2 separate regions of the Homo sapiens genome follow, and region 1 is linked to region 2. A link is an interaction called in ENCODE POLR2A ChIA-PET data of the cell type or tissue named here. Cell type or tissue: GM12878. All regions are shown on one strand. Links, peaks and the distances in the headings refer to the core of each region. The heading gives the core; the rest is flanking DNA.

Region 1 (8,732 bases), core at 199-8,198, 110 kb after region 2:
GACAGTGCGAGACTGTCTCAAAAAATAAAATAAAATAAAAAAATAAAATAAAATTAAGGTACACTTGAAATGGTATGGATTGTATTATATGGAAATAACATCCCAATAAAACTGTTTTTCAAAACTTCTATCTATATGGAATGTGATGCCCTGGCTAAACGTTGGGCTACAAAGTATTTTGGAATTATAAAAGGAAGACACAAAAGGTGAGATGGAAGAATGAACTATTATTTAATCTTTGCTAGAAGATGTCTGTTCTAGAGCTCTAGTCTGGAATAGAAACTGCACAAGGGCAGAGCTCTTAGTTGGTTTTATTCTGCAATGGATCCCAAGCACTTCAAATAGCACCTGACACTTGGCTGGAACTCAATTAATGTGTTGAATGAATGAATCTTTGGGACATACTGTTTCTTTGACTTGACAAAAATGGCCAAAACCAGTAAAACTTTATGTGTCCGAAAGGTAAAGCAAGTGCTCACCCATTATTCTTGGGAAGATGAGGCCGTTGCTGTCATATGGTTACATGTCAGCATTAAGAGCCCTGGCTGGGAATGTGAAGTTGTTTTGCGCTCTTGCACCCTGTAGCTGTGGGATATATCCAGCCTTTCCTCTGTCTCTCTGCTTATCCTTAATTTCCAACCATGAGTAAATGTTATGTGGCTGGGAATGAATCTAGAAGGCAGTCTCCTTGAGAGGCTTCCTCTTGCTGTTGTGATGGGGGTGGATTTTGGTTTGGTTTAGTTGGGGGAGGGGCGTCACTTGCTGGGTCTGAGGATGGAGGGGAAGATAGGAAGGGCCTGACTTAATGAGAGAGTGTATGGAGCCTGAGACACAGGCTAGGCTGCTTGGAGACTGGGGTGAAGATGTGTGGTATTAGGGAGCGAGGAAAGGGTGTCCTTGACCTCTGCAGACAAACTGGACCTGCTTTGGCACGTGGATGAGGGAGCCGGGAGCCAGGGAGGCAGCTCCTTTGGCACAGTCCTCAAGATACGCAGGTGCACCACTGGCAGTGGCCATGCTGACATTGTCTCAGGTCTTTGGAACAAGAAAGGAAGGACATTGCAGCTGCTGAGTGGGAACCTTAGTGGACAGAGAGATTTGTGGATTCATGTGACGTGCTCCTTGGGGACCCTTGCGATAACCGAGGAAGACACTTTGTGGCGCTAGGAGGACCTGAGAATCAATAATCGAGGCACTGGGGTCTTGAGCAATTGTTTATTGAACATTAAAATTAATGAGAATCCAATAACCAATATTGTATATTATTTATGGGCATATACATATAGAGTAAAAATAGAAATAAAAAATACTAAAATGGAGATCCTTTACCTTTGGGCAGGAAATGGAGGGGGTATCATCAGATACAAATACACAGGATGTATCAGCCAGAGATGCAAAAACACCAGAAGATTATCTATCTATCTATCCATCTATGTATCTGTCTATCTATCTATCTATCTATCTATCTATCTATCTCTCTATCTACCTATCTATCTATCATCCATCCATCCCCCCACCCATCCATCCATCACTACATGTTCTCTGTTACAAGATTTGATCTTATGCAATTGTGGGATCTGGTTAAATGGTTTCTGGAAAGCTGTTATCTTCTCTGATGCTGGAGTTTAAAGTCCCCAGGGCAGGCAGTCAGGAAGGGGAGATGGATGTAAACTGGGGAAGAATGAGGACAAGATGGAACCCAGGAATATGAGCGGAAACCCACAAGAATGGGCAAGAAACTGTGTCAGTCACTCACCACCTCCCACCTTGATGAAGGGTGTCCTGCAGGAAAAGCTGGTACCCTTTGTCATGGAGCTAGACACACACCTGGCTCAGCAGTCATAGAACTGAAGGAAGGAGCAGGGCCAGGGGGAGCAGGTGCAGGCCCGGACGCCGTCCCCGCCAACAAGGTAAGCAGAGAGGCAACAACGTGCAATAAAAGCACCCACCTAGGCCTTCCATGTGTAAAAAATAATATGGCTGTTGCTTCAGCTCTGTCCTCCAAATCTCAAAGATGGTCTCCTGTGGCCCACTGAAGCAGAAACATCCAGGGAAGGGGATTCTGGGAAATGTAGCTCAGCCCAACCAAGTGGACCGATTACAAAGCCACTTTGAATTTGCAGTTTCATGTCTAAAAACTGGTAAGTATGTAAGTGTTCATTATGTAATTCTCTATTTTTTTGCATGATTGATATGTTTGATAAAAGTTAAAAATGAATTGCAGACATGTTGGTTACACCTGTCCCTAACCTATAGGGCCTGTACACAGTTGTAATCATAGATGTGGCAACTCAGACCCAGGGTCACCCAGCCAGCAATGGGCAGGACTAGGACAGCCTTTCATGTTCTTTCCTCTACCAGGGGTGTCCAATTTTTTGGCTTTCCTGGGCCACATTGGAAGAAGAATAATTGTCTTGGGCCATACATAAAATACACTGACACTAATGATAGCCAATAAGCTAAAAAATGCAAAAAAATCTCATAGTGTTTTAAGAAAGTTTATGAATTTGTGTTGGTCCACTTTCAAAGTTGTCCTGGGCTGCATGTGGCCCATGGGCCACGGGTTGGATAAGCTTGCTCTAGATCAAGCTGTCTTCAACAAATAGGAGTTACAGGTGACCTAAAGAGGCGGCTGCTATGTTGCACTATCTTTTTTCCTTAATATTCTGTTTTATTGTCTGTCTCTTGTCACTAAAATGTAAGCTCCATGAAAGCAAGGATATGTGTTCATTTTGGTCACTACTGTATCATCAGAACCTAGAATAGTTACTGGCATATAGCAGGTGCTCAATAAATACTTGTTGAATGAATGAATAAATGCTCTTAGAGGAATCAGAATGTTATATTCCTTACATCAGAGGAGAGCTTTGGATATAATCTTATTGAACCCAACAAGACATCAATAAATCTGAAGTGGGAGCCCCAGCCCCACCCCCTCCAGCCTAGGCTTCTAAATATCAGCCAAATATTCCAGAGTCATCATGGCTAGTTATAACCTTTCTAAGCTTCAGGGTTTCGTCTCCACCTGTGAAGTAACAATGATCTTTGCCCTTCTTACCTCATGTGATTGTTGTGAGGCTCAAATAAGACTGCTCTGTAAAGTCCTCCACGTGATTCTTGTTATCCCCATGAGATGTTTATTCCTTCCTGGAGTAGAGAGGAAAACAAGACTTGGATGTGAACATAAAGGTGTACAAAGGGCCCCTCTTCCCATCAAAGGCTTTCTGACCGCTGAGGAGCCCTGGAGGCTACGGGATATTCACCAACAGCCACTACAGGCATTGCAAGCCTCTGTGCTGGTTCTCTGTGAGGGGAACCCTGATGCCTACATCCACACCCCAGACCCCAAACCACACCTCAGCTCAGAAAGCCTCTCAAGAGTTTCATGTTCCTTCATAATTTATCACTTTCTCCTATGCTACGTGCAGTAGATCCTCATTATTTGCAGATTCTGGGTGTGTAAATTTGCCTACTTGCTAAAATTTATTTGTAACCCCACAATCAACACACACAGAACTTTCTCAGTCATATGCAGACTGTAGGGTCCCCCAGGTACCCCTGCTTTTGCTCTTGTGCTGACCAAGAAACACAGAGTGCTTTGACTGCTCTGTGACCCAGCCAGCTACTTGTTTTTCCCAGCAGGTTTGAACCCAAGCTGGAGCATTGAACATCTTCAGGCACTGATAAAGTTATCCAGGTGTTGCCCAAAGCACTGAAAGAAACAGCCCCAGCCCTGAGCCAAATTTCTTAAACCCTCATGTAAACTCCATACCCTGACCCGTTGCTGCAGACACACCTAGGTAGAACACCCGCTCCTTTCACCATCCCCCCCACCCCCCTGAGCACTGGCAGCGGCTCTCCTCTGTGAGTTCCCCTAGTAAATGCTTTGGATTGATCACCCTGAGGTTTAGTGCTTTTTTATTTTTTTTATTATTATTATACTTTAAGCTCTAGCGTACATGTGCACAACGTGCAGATTTGTTACATATGTATACCTGTGCCATGTTGGTGTGCTGCACCCATTAACTCATCGTTTAGCATTAGGTATATCTCCTAATGCTATCCCTCCCCCCTCCCCCACCCCACAACAGTCCCTGGTGTGTGATGTTCCCCTTCCTGTGTCCATGTGTTCTCATTGTTCAATTCCCACCTACGATTGAGAACATGTGGTGTTTGGTGGTTTGTCCTTGCGATAGTTTGCTGAGAATAATGGTTTCCAGCTTCATCCATGTCCCTACAAAGGACCTGAACTCATCCTTTTTTATGGCTGCATAGTATTCCATGGTGTATATGTGCCACATTTTCTTAATCCAGTCTATCATTGATGGATATTTGGGTTGGTTCCAAGTCTTTGCTATTGTGAATAGTGCCACAATAAACATACGTGTGCATGTGTCTTTATAGTAGCATGTGCTTTTTTCTTTGAAATCCCAATCACTCTATCTTGGGACATTTTGGAAGCACCCTCTTGTGGGAATTCCCCTGCCTCCCCTTGTGGGGTGAATCCAGCCATGGGTTCTGCCAGAGGGAACAGAATGGTGCACAGAACCAGACGTGCACAGAATGGTGAAAATTTTGAGTTGTCCAACGTGCAAGTTAGCAGCTGAGGTTGAACAAGCCAGTGTTCTGCTTTCTTGTTTCGGTTCTCATACTGTCATCAAGTGTCCTTTCTGTGATCTACTTCCTGTCCTCTTTTTTTTTTTTTGCTGAATTTTTGAGCTTTATGTTGGTGATTGTGCTGTCTGAAATGGCCCCAAACATAGTGTTGAAGTGCTGGCTAGTGTTCCCAAGTGCAGGAAGCTGTGATATGTCTCATGGAGAAAATGTGCATTAGATAAGCTTCATTCAGGCAAGAGTTATAGTGCTGTGGCAGTGAGTTCAATGTTGGTGAATCAATAATATATATTAAACAAGTTGTCATAAGATAGAAACACACATAAAGCAAGGTTATGTATTGATTGGTTGATGAAAATGTCATGTCCAGAGTCTCATAGGAACCTCACCCTGTATTGCCTCTAGAAGCACAAGTCCAGTATTTGCTAATTCAGTGTTTGTAGGTACTTTGTAGATCAGGACAAGTGGGAATAAGGACAATAGATTGTACTTTGTTAATTTATTTTATTTACTATCTCTCTCCCTGACTAGAATGTAAACTTACCTGGTTCATCCCCTGCCTTCAGGAAACAAAATTTTAGCTATTCTAGGAAGAAGAGTCTATCTCAGTAGAAATAATAATAGCAACAATAATTTATTATTAACTGTAGCTTTGGAAACCTCACTTTCCTTATCCACAAATGGTGCACAGGGTTGATTACAAGATAAAATGAAATCAGGTGAGGTAACACACATGAAGCAGATAGCACCAGGGAAGCCACAAAGAAATCACTCCATAAATTTCAGCTGCTTCCCTGCCACAACTGCAATGAAAGAAGATTGTTTTGTTAAAATAATAGTACCTGGCTATTGAATGAAAAGAATATAAATATATATTCATGTATAAATAAATAATATCTATATGCTCAAATATATTTATATAATTATTTAAAATACAAATATATAATATAAATACTACTTATATATGTGTGTATATATATATTTATATATATATATATTTTTTGAGATGGAGTCTTGCTCCATTGCCCAGGCTGGAGTGCAGTGGCACGATCTCAGCTCACTGTAACCTCCATCTCCCGGGTTCAAGCAATTCTCCTGCCTCAGTCTCTCAAGTAGCTGGGATTACAGGCGTGTACCACCACACCCAGCTAATTTTTGTATTTTTAGTAGAGACAGGGTTTCACCATGTTGACCAGGCTGATCTCGAACTCCTGACCTCAGGTGATCCACCTGCCTCGGCCTCCCTAAGTGCTGGGGCTACAGGTGTGAGTCACCATGCCTGGCCTATATAAGTATATATTTAAATAAACAATATATAAATATTATATGTATACTGCCTATTTATGTTATTTTCATTTGTACAAAACATTCTACCTTAACAAAACAATCTTTTGTTTTTATCTTTGAATTGATTTAGTTTTAAATGGTTACTTCAAAAACAAGATCAGAGTTAATACTTTGAGCCAGATTAGTGTGTGAAACTTGAAATTCTGGCTGTAATTTTAAGTCTGCTTTCTCTGATTGGTAGACTGGATTTTTTTTCTAGTTATTTTAATTCAGAATCAATTAAAGCCTTTTCTTTTTCTCTCCACGCAGAAGAGGGTTCTGTGAAAGCCTGGTGAATTACCACCATAAAGTCTAATTATTCCTTCCAGAGACACGTTATTGTAGTGAGTGCTGGTTAGTCGCTGCACAGGAGGGCCAGGCTTGCAGGACACTTGGATTCAGAGGTGGGAAGCATTTAAGCTTAGAGCCAGGGCCACAAGAAAAGCCTGCTTTGTTCTTACCGTTGAGCTCATTAAAGTGCATTACCATCAGGACAACCAACCCCCAAATGACAAACTCAGTTGTGCTGCAAGAGTCCTTTAGGAGTCTGTTGTGGAAGCAGGAATGCATTTCCCCATGGAAACTGTGCTGCCCATAGCGGTAAGGTGCCAGCCAGCATCGATGTCTGATTAACCCACATAGTAGCCGGGTATTCCAGCCCGGATTCTGGATTCCAACAGCAGGGAGCCCAAGGTGTGGGAGGAAAATGATCCTGGTGGGTTGTTTCTCTTCTCCAGACTGCAAGGAGCTGCCTTTCGACCTGAGGGTGTGAACCTGGGACCTACGAACCCTTTGTTAGTCCTGAAAAGTTTGTGTAAATGTTGGTTCATGTTTGCATACATGCATTGTTCCAGGGAGTGGATCCAAAGCTTCCACACAACTCTGAAAGATGTCATTGATAGCCCCACTCCCCAAAAGGGCTGAAAATCTTCATCCTGAAATTGCCAAGTGTATATCTAATCTCCCCTCCCACCTGTTCTGCTTCCACCTCCCGCTCCTGGCAACTCTCCTCATGACAGCCTGCCCCACCACACACAGGCCCCTCATTCAGGGGGCAGGGTGGGCCGAGGTTAAAGACTCACCTAGCCAGCTGGGGGTCTCCCTAGGGCCATCTCTTGGGACCTGCTCTTGTTTTTTTAATATTTAGGGCCATTACTGAAGACACAGATCTCTTTTTTCCTCTGGGTGCAGTCAGATCATAATGTTCAAATGCAAATTCCTCAGCCCCACTAGTCCAAATGTCCAGGAGTGGCAGGGCTAACATATCCGCCAGGCACAGTAGTCACCATGCCCAGGGGCCACATATATTTCGGACCCATGAAAATGTTTAAATTTCTTTTAAAAAGGGAAGGGAAAAAAATGAACATAAGTCTAGCCTGGATCATGTACTTTGTATCCATGGCATAGTAAAATATAATTTTTAATATATTTTTATGGACAAAGGGGCCATGAAAATTGAGCAAGTAGGTGCTCTATATGTTGACTGTCTGTGTGCTAAGGGCAGAGTAACTGGTCCATTTTTTAGAGGGAGGGTCTCACTCAGTTACCCAGGCTGGAGTGCTTACCTTAACCTTGAACTCCTGGGCTCAAGAGATCCTTTTCCCTCAGCCTTTTGAGTAGCTAGGACTATAGGCATGCACCACCACACCCAGCTAACTTTCTAAATTTTAAAAATTTTTTGTAGAGACTGGGTCTCAATATATTGCCCAAGCTGGTTTGGAACTTCTGGCCTCAAGGGATCCTCCTGCCTCAGCTTCCCAAAGTATTGGGATTACAGGCATGAGTCACCATGCCTAGCCATTGTTTTGTTTTACATGCCCCCAAATTGGAACAGCAATCAGACAAATACAAATATGCTGCTTTGGATAATGAGTGGATTGTCTCAGAAAACACAGGAAGCAGAAAGTCCTTAGTTATAAATCTTGAAAACATTCAGGCAGCACCTCAAAAACCCAGTATTTAAAAATCTTTTGGCTGGGTGCAGTGGCTCATGCCTGTAATCTCAGCAATTTCGGAGGCAGAGGTGGCTGAATCACCTGAGGTCAGGAGTTTGAGACCAGCCTGGGCAACATGGCAAAACCCCGTCTCTACTAAAAATACAAAAATTAGCCGGGCATTGTGGTGCGTGCCTGTAATCCCAACTACTCGAGAGGCTGAGACAGGAGAGTCACTTGAACCTGAGAGACAGAGGTTGTGGTGAGCTGAGATCATGCCACTGCACTCCAGCCTGGGCAGCAGAGTGAAACTCCATCTTAAAAAAAAAAAAAAAATCTTTCAAGCCAAGACATCTATCTTTACATTTTATTCAAATGCTGCATGCTATTATATGAACGTTTGCGTCCCCCCCAAGGCTTATATGTTGAAATCCTAACCCCCAAGGTGATGGAATTAAGAGGTGGAGCCTGTGGCTGATGATTAGGTTGTGTGGGCTCTGCCCCCATGATTAGTATCAGTGCCCTTTAAAAGAGGCCCAAAAGAGACCCTTCACTCCTTCCACCATGTGAGAATGCAGCAGGAAGGCACCATCTAGGAACTAGGAAACGGGCCCTCAACAGACACTGAATCAGTCTTGATCTTGGGCCTTCTGGCCTCCAGAACTGTGAGAAATACATTTTTGTTGTTTATAAACTACCCAGTTTATGATATTTTGTTATAGCAGCCCATAACTACACTTTAATGAATTTATACAAGTTCTTTCCATATCTGGCTTTGGTAGTGAATTATAAAAATATCCACAAGGCTGGGTGCAGTGGCTCATGCCTGTAATCCCAGCACTTTGAGAGGCCGAGGTG
Region 2 (8,732 bases), core at 407-8,406:
CATGGATTAACACACATGCACACGCAGGTGCCGAGGCAGGGGGGACACCTGCCTCTGATCCAGACCACGTGCTGGTGAGCAGAGCCGGTGGCCTGGCCTCGCTGCCCAACTGGATCAGTTTGGAGTTAGTCACACCTCTCAACAGGGTTACCTGCCCTTCTCTCAGGTCCAAAGAGAAGATAAAATGAAAGAGTCGAGCCACCTGATAAAGGGGAAAAGGAGAAAAAAGCCATGGGCACCAAGGCAATAAAATGGAGTTGAAGGGAGCCATGTCCTCACCTCTTTCCTCCCATCACTCCCTCGCTCGCTCACCCATTTATTCACTCACTTGCAACAGATGCTGCTGGAGTGTTCACGAAGCTCTGCGTGAAGCACCGCAGAGGAACAAAGACGAGGATGGTACGGTCCCTGCTCCCATGGAGCTCACAGTCTAGTTGGGGCATCAAGACACAAAAGTGCATGCCAGGCCACAAGTGACAAAGATGACCAACATCATGCCAGAGTACAGGGCAGGGGATGGCACCGTCACCGTGGCTGAGCACGTGCAGAGGCCTCATCCTCTCACACAAGGGGTCGAACCCGAGTGAGGAGTGAGGTGAGGGCTGCATCCTCTGAAGCGGGCGGGGGAAGGCACGTGCTGGCGGGGAAGTGCTTTGGGCCAGGGCGTGAGAGTGGACGAAAACCCAAGGTGCACCTGGGAAACGGTGAGTGAACCCACCTGGGGAGAAGAGGCTTTGGTGCCAGTGAGTAAAAGGAGACCAGCCTGGGAGAACTGGGCTTCAGCTGCCTAAACTTGGTTTTTGACAATAAACTGAGCACTCCACTGAAGGTTTTTGAGAGGTGAGCAGTGTGAAGGAGGCAGGATGTTGAATGATGAGAACATCCTAGATATGCCACGTGGCACATACCAAGAACTTGCACCCAGTATCTGTTCTCCCCATTTCTCTCACTTTGCAGCAGGCACGTGGTTATCTGGAATACAGACGGTATTTTCTAGTCTCCTTTCTGGGAAGTGCCCTTAAGGAGAGACAGCAGGCAAGAACAAGCATTAACTGGTGAGGGAGGTGGGCTTGGTGCTTCTGGTTCAGAGCAGGCTGGATGGGAGGTGAGGAGTGGAAGCCTGGGAGGTTAGACAGGCCTGTGCTGACCAATGACAGTGCTCAGGTGAGTTGGGTCTCTGTAGCCAGACCAAGCCCGGCCATCTGAGCCAGGCCCTTGCCCGGTGATGGGGAGTCAGGGCCACCAGGAGGGACCCTCCACATACAGCAGCTGCCCCTGGCCTTGCCTGTGGAAGTCTCAGCTGGAAGCTTTGCCTCATCTATACTTCCTCCTTCAGAGGCAAAGGCCCTGCTGGAAAGGGACAATGAGAAGGCAGGAAGGACTAAGGGTGGGAAGGGGGACCCACAGGACAAATCTGCCCAGCCGCTGGTGCAAAGTGAGCTCTAATTATACTGGTGTGCAAACATGCCCACGCTATCGCACGTGATCGAGCTTTACAGAAACTGTGACTTACGGTGACAGGTACTTGTGATCCTCATTCTTTCACCCTGCATTAAGTGTTTCCCAGCCTCACCACAAGGCCAAGAGAGAGCTGATCGATCATCAGAAGAGCAGTACCCTGGGGTGTGAGAGACTCTAAAATCCTCAGTGAGGGACAGTCCAGGTACTCAGCCACCAGGGCCTGGTAGTGTAATCCAAGCACAAAACAGCCAGGAAGTGTCAGTTTAGGGTGTATGTGTTGGGGTGGGGAGTGCTTGGAGTGATGCAAGGACACTGGAGGAACTAGAGACCCTGGTGCCGATCACAGCTCAACAACTAACAGCTGCATGACCTTGGGCAAGTCACTCAAACCCCTGCTTGGTTTCCTCCCTGAAGTGAGGGTTCCAGCTGCTCCAGCAGCCCACGTTTGACCTTCCTCCTGTCTTGGCAGGTGGCAGGTGCTCATGTGTCATAAGCTACACCTCAGGGTGGAAGAGGAAGAAGAAGCACCCCTATGAAAAGTCAGGCCCAGAACAGTGGGGAACCCTGAGCCCAGGGGAGCGTGGCTTGCGCAGGAAGACACAGCACATGCGAGGTGGGCCAGGACAAGGCAGGCAAGTCAGCCTCCTGTGCAGAAGAGCCTGCCTTGTAAATAACGTCCCAATGCCAGGGCCTGACTTTTTTTTTTTTATTCTGTTCAACAGTGAGGAAAGAGAAGATCATAATCAGCCTGAGATCAAACTGACATATGAGCAAATAACAGGCAACCTTTATTAAACATTTATTATAAACTCTGCATTCTGTGAAGTCTTTACACTGCCTCATAACTCCTGTGGCAGGTACTATGATCATCCCTGTTTGCAGGTGAAGAAGCGAGGTTCACAGAGGTGCAGCAGTAAGCAGGGAGCTGGGACTTTTAAACCTGGTCTGCTTATCTCCAAAGCCCAACTTTGGATATCCTTGATTCTAAGTATTGCTCTGTTGGTCATGGCAGCTAAAAATATGCACAACAGTCTTTCATTCCTTTAACATTTACTGAGCACCTATGGAGATGCAGGTAAGACACATATACATGATGACATTAGTGCAGAGGACCCAGGAGTGAGAGGCCAGTTCTACCTGGGATCAGAGGAGGCTTCATGGAGGAGACGGCATTAACCTGGAGGAGATGGCATTAACCTGGAAGAGTGGGGAGGATTTCAAAGAGGTAGAAACAGAGGCAGATGAAGCACCAACATGAGCAAAGGCAGAGGCAAGAAAGAGAAAATTCTGGAAACAGCGCTCAGAGTTGCTATTTCCAGAACAGTACAGAAGGCAGTTCTGTGAATGCAGTTATCACAAGAGCCAGAGAGGTAAGGAGAGACAAGACTGAAAGGCTAGGATCAGGGTCGGACTGTACAGGACTTAAACAGGAAGGGAGAGAGCAGTCGACCATTTGGGTAGCTACTGCAAGAGTCCAAGCTAGAAGGAAGGGTGTGGAGGAAGGCCCAAATGCAGAGAAGGGATGTCAAATGGTTAGGGCTTGAAGAGTAAGTGGGAGGAAGGTGGGGCATCAAAGGTGACAGAGATTTGGAGCTTGGGTGCCTGACAAGATGGTAATTTCATTATCATCAGAATGGTGGGACACACGGAAGGGCAGATTTGGAGTTACAGGACTGTCAACTAAAGTATGAAGGAAACAAGGGAGATATTCAGCAGAGAACCAGGAACACTTGGATTGAGCCCTGGGCAGAGAAGCCCATCTGGGAACCAGGTCATCAGGTGACAGCGGAAGGTGAGGGACAGGATGAGATGGTGCTAGGAGAGAGAGGAGAGAAAGGTGGGGCCCAGAGAAATTCATCTAACACTGAGGCGTGAGGAAAGGAGGGAGGAGGCAAACATGAGAGGGGAATCAGAGAGAAGAGGAGAACGAGGAGGTGCCATGTCACCACAGCCAAGAGACAGCCCTTCCCACTCACGCATGATCCTCAAATATTTCCTCAGACCTCTAGGTTCCACCAGGCCCTGTGAGGTCAGGCAGGCAGGCTTCCCTCTTTCCTCTTGGACCCTTGAGGCATCAGGCTGCACAATCTCCACAGGTAGCCACAGAACAGAGCAGGTAAGTAATGTCGGACCGCCAACTCCGTGTGAATTCCTGGCCCTTCCTCTTCAGCTGAGTGTGATGTGGGTGTTTCATTCATTTGAATCCACTTCACTATGCATGGAGCAGTGTGAGGTGAGGTAACACTCCAGGTAGAAACACTGGGAGAGCCGGAATCCAGCACACTGGTAAAAAGTCTTGCTTGGTTCTGCTTCGACACATTTTGAGAGTGAAACTTGGGTACGAGTTGACTAATATTTGGGAGACTGGAGGGTAGGGAATACTTCCAAACTTTTTCAGCAGTTTGTCCATACAGTTTAGATAATCTTGGTGTTTAAAAATGGTTGCCGTGGTGAATTCTAAATATTAACTTCATGTCACATAGTCCTTGGCTAAAAAATGAAGAAAGAAGGCTAACTTGATGTGAGCTAGCACAGTGGCCAGGAAATGCTCCTCTGAGGGATGAAGAGACAAACATAGGGCTTTCTGGAATCCTTACCCTCTTTGATTCAATAGATGGTAGAGACTAAAGCCAGAGAGGTGAAACATACAGATCTGGTTAGGGGACAGCAGTCATCTCTTCTCCGTCCTTGGAAATATCTCCTAAGTATGAGCTGACACAGGGAGGTTTTATAAAAAGAAAATCAATGCCTGCCCTCTGACTAATTGTTAACAGGTAGTTTTTTTTGCTAGAAAGCAAAACAAAGGCAAGGCAACTGACTCCAGTCAGGTCAGAAACCCCAAATCACTGGGCTTATGAACTTCCTCAAATGAGCTTTTGATTCCAAAAATAGTTTCATGGTGATTTAAAAGCAGTATTTTATTCAAGCCAGACATTTAGATAGAGCACTGATGGATAAAAGATAAGGATATGTGGGAGAGGGCTTTTTTTTTTCTATTGTGCTGACTGTTTTGTAGATCTTCTTTTTCTTTTTAAGGAAAGAGTGGGAAAATTTTTTTTAAGTAGAAAAACAAAATAATATAACTCTCAGTGGATTGTGCCTGGCTGTTCAGATGCTAAGGGCTATAACCAACGCTTGGCTATCGCCTGTTGGCCGCTGACTATAATTGCAGGCCAAGTGCCTGAGTTTTAGAGAGCAAGTCAGGAAAGCAGAGGTCATGGTGTGAAAGCGGGCCAGACCAGTAAAGAGGAAGAAGAAATAAGAGCTACAGCATGGGTGCTGCTATAGGCTGAGTTTCCAGCTCCTGGTGAACCTTATATACAGAGGCCCCAAGGAGCTGAGTAGGTAAGGAGGGGTGGGTGTCCTTTTGAAGCCAGAGCAACTGTGGGCAAAGGGGTGAAAAACAGGCAAAGGAGAACCCTGGAGGGTTAACAAAGGGCTTGGGGCAGTGCTGTCCAAAAGAACTTTCTTCAATAATGGAAATGTGCTATCAGCCATACTGGCAAATGAGGACTTGAAATGGGGCTAGTACAGCCAGGTGCGGTGGCTCATGCCTGTTATCCCAGCACTTTGGGAGGCTGAGGCCTGCAGATCACCTGAGGTCAGGAGTTCAAGACCAGCCTGGCCAACATGGCGAAACCCTGTCTCTACTAAACAATACAAAAACTAGCCAGGCGTGGGGGCAGGCACCTGTAATCCCAGCTACTCGGGAGGCTGAGGCAGGGAGAATTGCTTGAACCTGGGAGGCAGAGGTTGCAGTGAGCTGAGATTGTGCCACTGCACTCCAGCCTGGGCAAGAGTGAGACACCGTCTCAAAAACAAAGGGGGTGGGGGGCTAGTACAACTGAGGAATTCAATTTTAGGTATACTGTTGGGAAAAGGGCTTGTGGGGTGCCTGTATAAACTGGCCACAAAAATATGGGACAATAAGTTGTGGAAAGCCACAAGAGGCCTCTAAGGAGGAAAGCCTCCTAACTGCCATCATGTTCCCATGCTCAGAGCGAGACCTGCTCTCTTATCTGTAAACACTGTGTTCAAGGAGAAGGACACTCCTTTGAAACACTGGAATGTGGACAGACGTGCAGGCTCCTGGTTAAGCCCGCTCCCACTAGCTACTCTCCGATAAGTTAAAGATATGCTGTTTGAGCACAAAGGAGATTCATTTAAACCACTACTGCTATAGATTGCACCTATGACGCACTGCCTCCTTTTCACTGTTTTGCCCTGAACATCTGCTTCTTAGATCTAAGTGATTGTACTCAATAAATAGTGTGGAGACCAGAACTCTGGGCCTTTTGCAGCCTCCATTTTGCAACTGGCCCCCTGGCTCCCACCTTTAGGAACTCTTAACCTGTCTCTTCTCATTCCTTTGTCGCCACCGGACTTCAGCTACCCTATGGGTGGTGTTGAGGCTGGTCCCCAACATATACTCAATTTTTTTTTTTTTTTTTTGAGACAGAGTCTCACTCCGTCTCCCAGGCTGGAGTGCAGTGGTGCTATCTTGGCTCACTGCAAGCTCCGCCTCCCTGGTTCACGCCATTCTCCTGCCTCAGCCTCCCGAGTAGCTGGGACTACAGGCGCCCGCCACCACGCCCGGCTAATTTTTTGTATTTTTAGTAGAGACGGGGTTTCACCATGTTAGCCAGGATGGTCTCGATCTCCTGACCTCGTGATCCGCCCGCCTTGGCCTCCCAAAGTGCTGGGATTACAGGCATGAGCCATTGTGCCCAGCCGGTATACTCAATTTTAATTAATTTAAATTTAAACAGCTACATGTGGCAAGTGGATACCATATTAGACAGGGCAGGGTTAGAGGAATCAAAAAGGTATATACTTCAAATCAATCAACAAGGTTTAATGAATAGCTATGAGTGCAAAGCACTAAATAACAAAGCATTGTTCTGTTTTTGTTTATTTTCTAAGCAAGAAACAAAGGAAAAGAAGCCAGAGCCCCTCATCTCAAGAAGCTTACAATACCAGATTTGGGGATGGGGGAGGATGGAGCCATATACACACAAACACAACTCTGAAAACAAACTGCAAGAGAAGAATCCCTAATTCACAGAATGCTGGTTTTACTTAGAGCAGCTTTCTTCAATAGGTGGACTATAGTAATAGTATTGGTACTACTGGAAATGTTCTGGAGACAAGATCTCCGGGGGAACTAAAACATTATTTTTCGAGTTATGAGACAAGTGAAAAATGAATGTTGGTTTACCAGGTCTGAGAATTCAGCAGGCAGAAGAAACCTAGTATGTGGTTCAAACTGCAAGGGAAGTAAGGTAGCCTGGAGACCCCATGGTTTTAAAATTTTTGTTCAGTGGTTCGTCTCACTATGGTTTCTTTTTCTTTCTCTCTTTCTTTTTTTTTCTTTTTTCTTTTTTTTTTTTGACAGAGTTTCACTCTTGTTGCCCAGGCTGAAGTGCAATGGTGTGATCTCGGCTTACCGCGACCTCCACCTCCTGAGTTCAAGAGATTCTCCTGTCTCAGCCTTCCGAGTAGCTAGGATTACAGGCATGCACCACCACGCCCGGCTAATTTTGTATTTTCAGTGGAGACAGGGTTTCTCCATGTTGGTCAGGCTGGTTTCAAACACCCAACCTCAGGTGATCTGCCCGTCTTGGCCTCCCAAAGTGCTGGGATTACAGGCGTGAGCCACCACGGCCAGCCTATGGTTTATTTTTCATGTGAGAATATGTTTTGCTTAACAAATAAATTTCTAGAGCATTATTTTTTTTTTTAAGAGAGAGACTTTTCATTTCTAGTCTTAAAAAGATCTGGGGTTCAGTTTTCCCTCTGGATGGAATTACCAGTTAGGAGACAGGTACCATGTAGGAGCAGAGCCAGCAGAGACTAGGAATGCTGAGACAGAGGGTTCTTGAGAAGTGTTTCCTCAGGAAGGACGCACAGCAGTTTTCACTCAAAGAAAGATGCATCAACACTTCCCGGGGATAGGGGTTAGCCTTGTAGGAAATTGAGGGTGGGATAGGGGTTAAATTCCCTGGAAGAAATTTCTCATGCCTGATGTTTTTTGTTTGTTTTAGCTCTTCCAGTTCTAAGACAAAACAGTAATATTAACATTAATAAGCTGGGCATGGTGGTGCACACCTATAATCCCAGCTACTTGGAATGCTGAGGTAGGAGGATCACTTGAACCAAGGAATACAAGGTCAGCCTAAGCAACATAGAAAGACCTTATATAAACAAAAATTAATAAGAACTTCCTTTTGTTGTTGTTGTTGTTGTTGTTTTTTGTTTGTTTGTTTAGACAGAGTCTCACTCACTCTGCCGCCCAGGCTGGAGTGCAGTGGCTCACTGCAACCTCCACCTCCCGGGTTCAAGTGATTCTCCTGCCTCAGCCTTCCGAGTAGCTGGGATTACAGGTGCATGCCACCACACCAGGCTAATTTTTGTATTTTTAGGAGAGACGGGGTTTCATCATGTTGCCCAGGCTAGTCTCGAACTCCTGGCTTCAAGTGATCTGCCTGCCTCGACCTCTCAAAGTGTTGGGATTATAGGAATGAGCCACCATGCCTGGCCAGGACTTCTATTTATATAATAATGTGGTTTACAAATTTTTTCCACAATTCATGATGATACAAAAAACACTCCTGCAAACATTAATTTTATTAGAGAAAGGACACAGGGCTCAACATTATTTTTGAAAGGATTAACTAAAAGTGTAGTCAAAAGATTTTTCATTCTTCAGTTTAAGCTCCATAGTTTCCTCCTAGAAAGTCACTGAAGTATGGAAAAAAGAAGACAGAAGGAGGAATTACTCTTTCATCCCATCGTTTTATCCCAGCCTCCATTTAATCTGTCAGAACTAATCTGTATCCTGGCCTGTAATTCCAGCCCAGTGTGCTGAGTCTCTTCCAGGAATGATCCTAAGGAAGAGTATTCTCACCATGCAACACTCTCTCTTGCATCCCTTTCACTAAATGCAGTAGATACTGAGAGTGAGAACTGATTTGTAAGTTGAGGGTGTTTTGTGGGAGGAGAAGACAGGCAGGTCCAAGAAATTTAAAATGAAGCCAGGAGTCACCTGATCATAAATCCTGGTTTCCTTGGGACAGGCCTAGTTTATTTTATTTATTTATTTATTTATTTTATTTTACTTATTTATTTATTTATTGAGACAAGGTCTTGCTCTGTCACCTAGGCTAGAGTGCAGTGGCGTGATCATGGTTCACTGCAGTTTCTACCTCCCGGGCTCAAGCGATGATCCTCCTGCCTCTGCCTCCCAGGTAGCTGGGACTATAGGCACATGC

The links. Peaks named below come from ENCODE experiments on the same cell type or tissue, not always from the same donor. Only the 100,000 strongest peaks of a DNase experiment are listed, where the experiment ranks them.
Region 1: POLR2A ChIA-PET joins it to region 2 with 6 read pairs; 6 of 35 experiments call an interaction of 5 or more read pairs at or near these places.

What each region holds. Positions count from the first base shown.
Region 1 is chr2:86,354,511-86,363,242 of GRCh38, forward strand. No RefSeq gene overlaps it. Among named protein-coding and RNA genes, the nearest start is that of REEP1, 21 kb to the left of the region's middle. In GM12878, for the core only: no CTCF peak of the experiment used is centred there; a DNase peak (open chromatin) is centred at 4,621.
Region 2 is chr2:86,239,870-86,248,601 of GRCh38, forward strand. The region is part of intron 5 of REEP1 (receptor accessory protein 1); the gene reads right to left. Among named protein-coding and RNA genes, the nearest start is that of MRPL35, 45 kb to the left of the region's middle. In GM12878, for the core only: no CTCF peak of the experiment used is centred there; a DNase peak (open chromatin) is centred at 4,217; H3K27ac peaks cover 1,128 bases.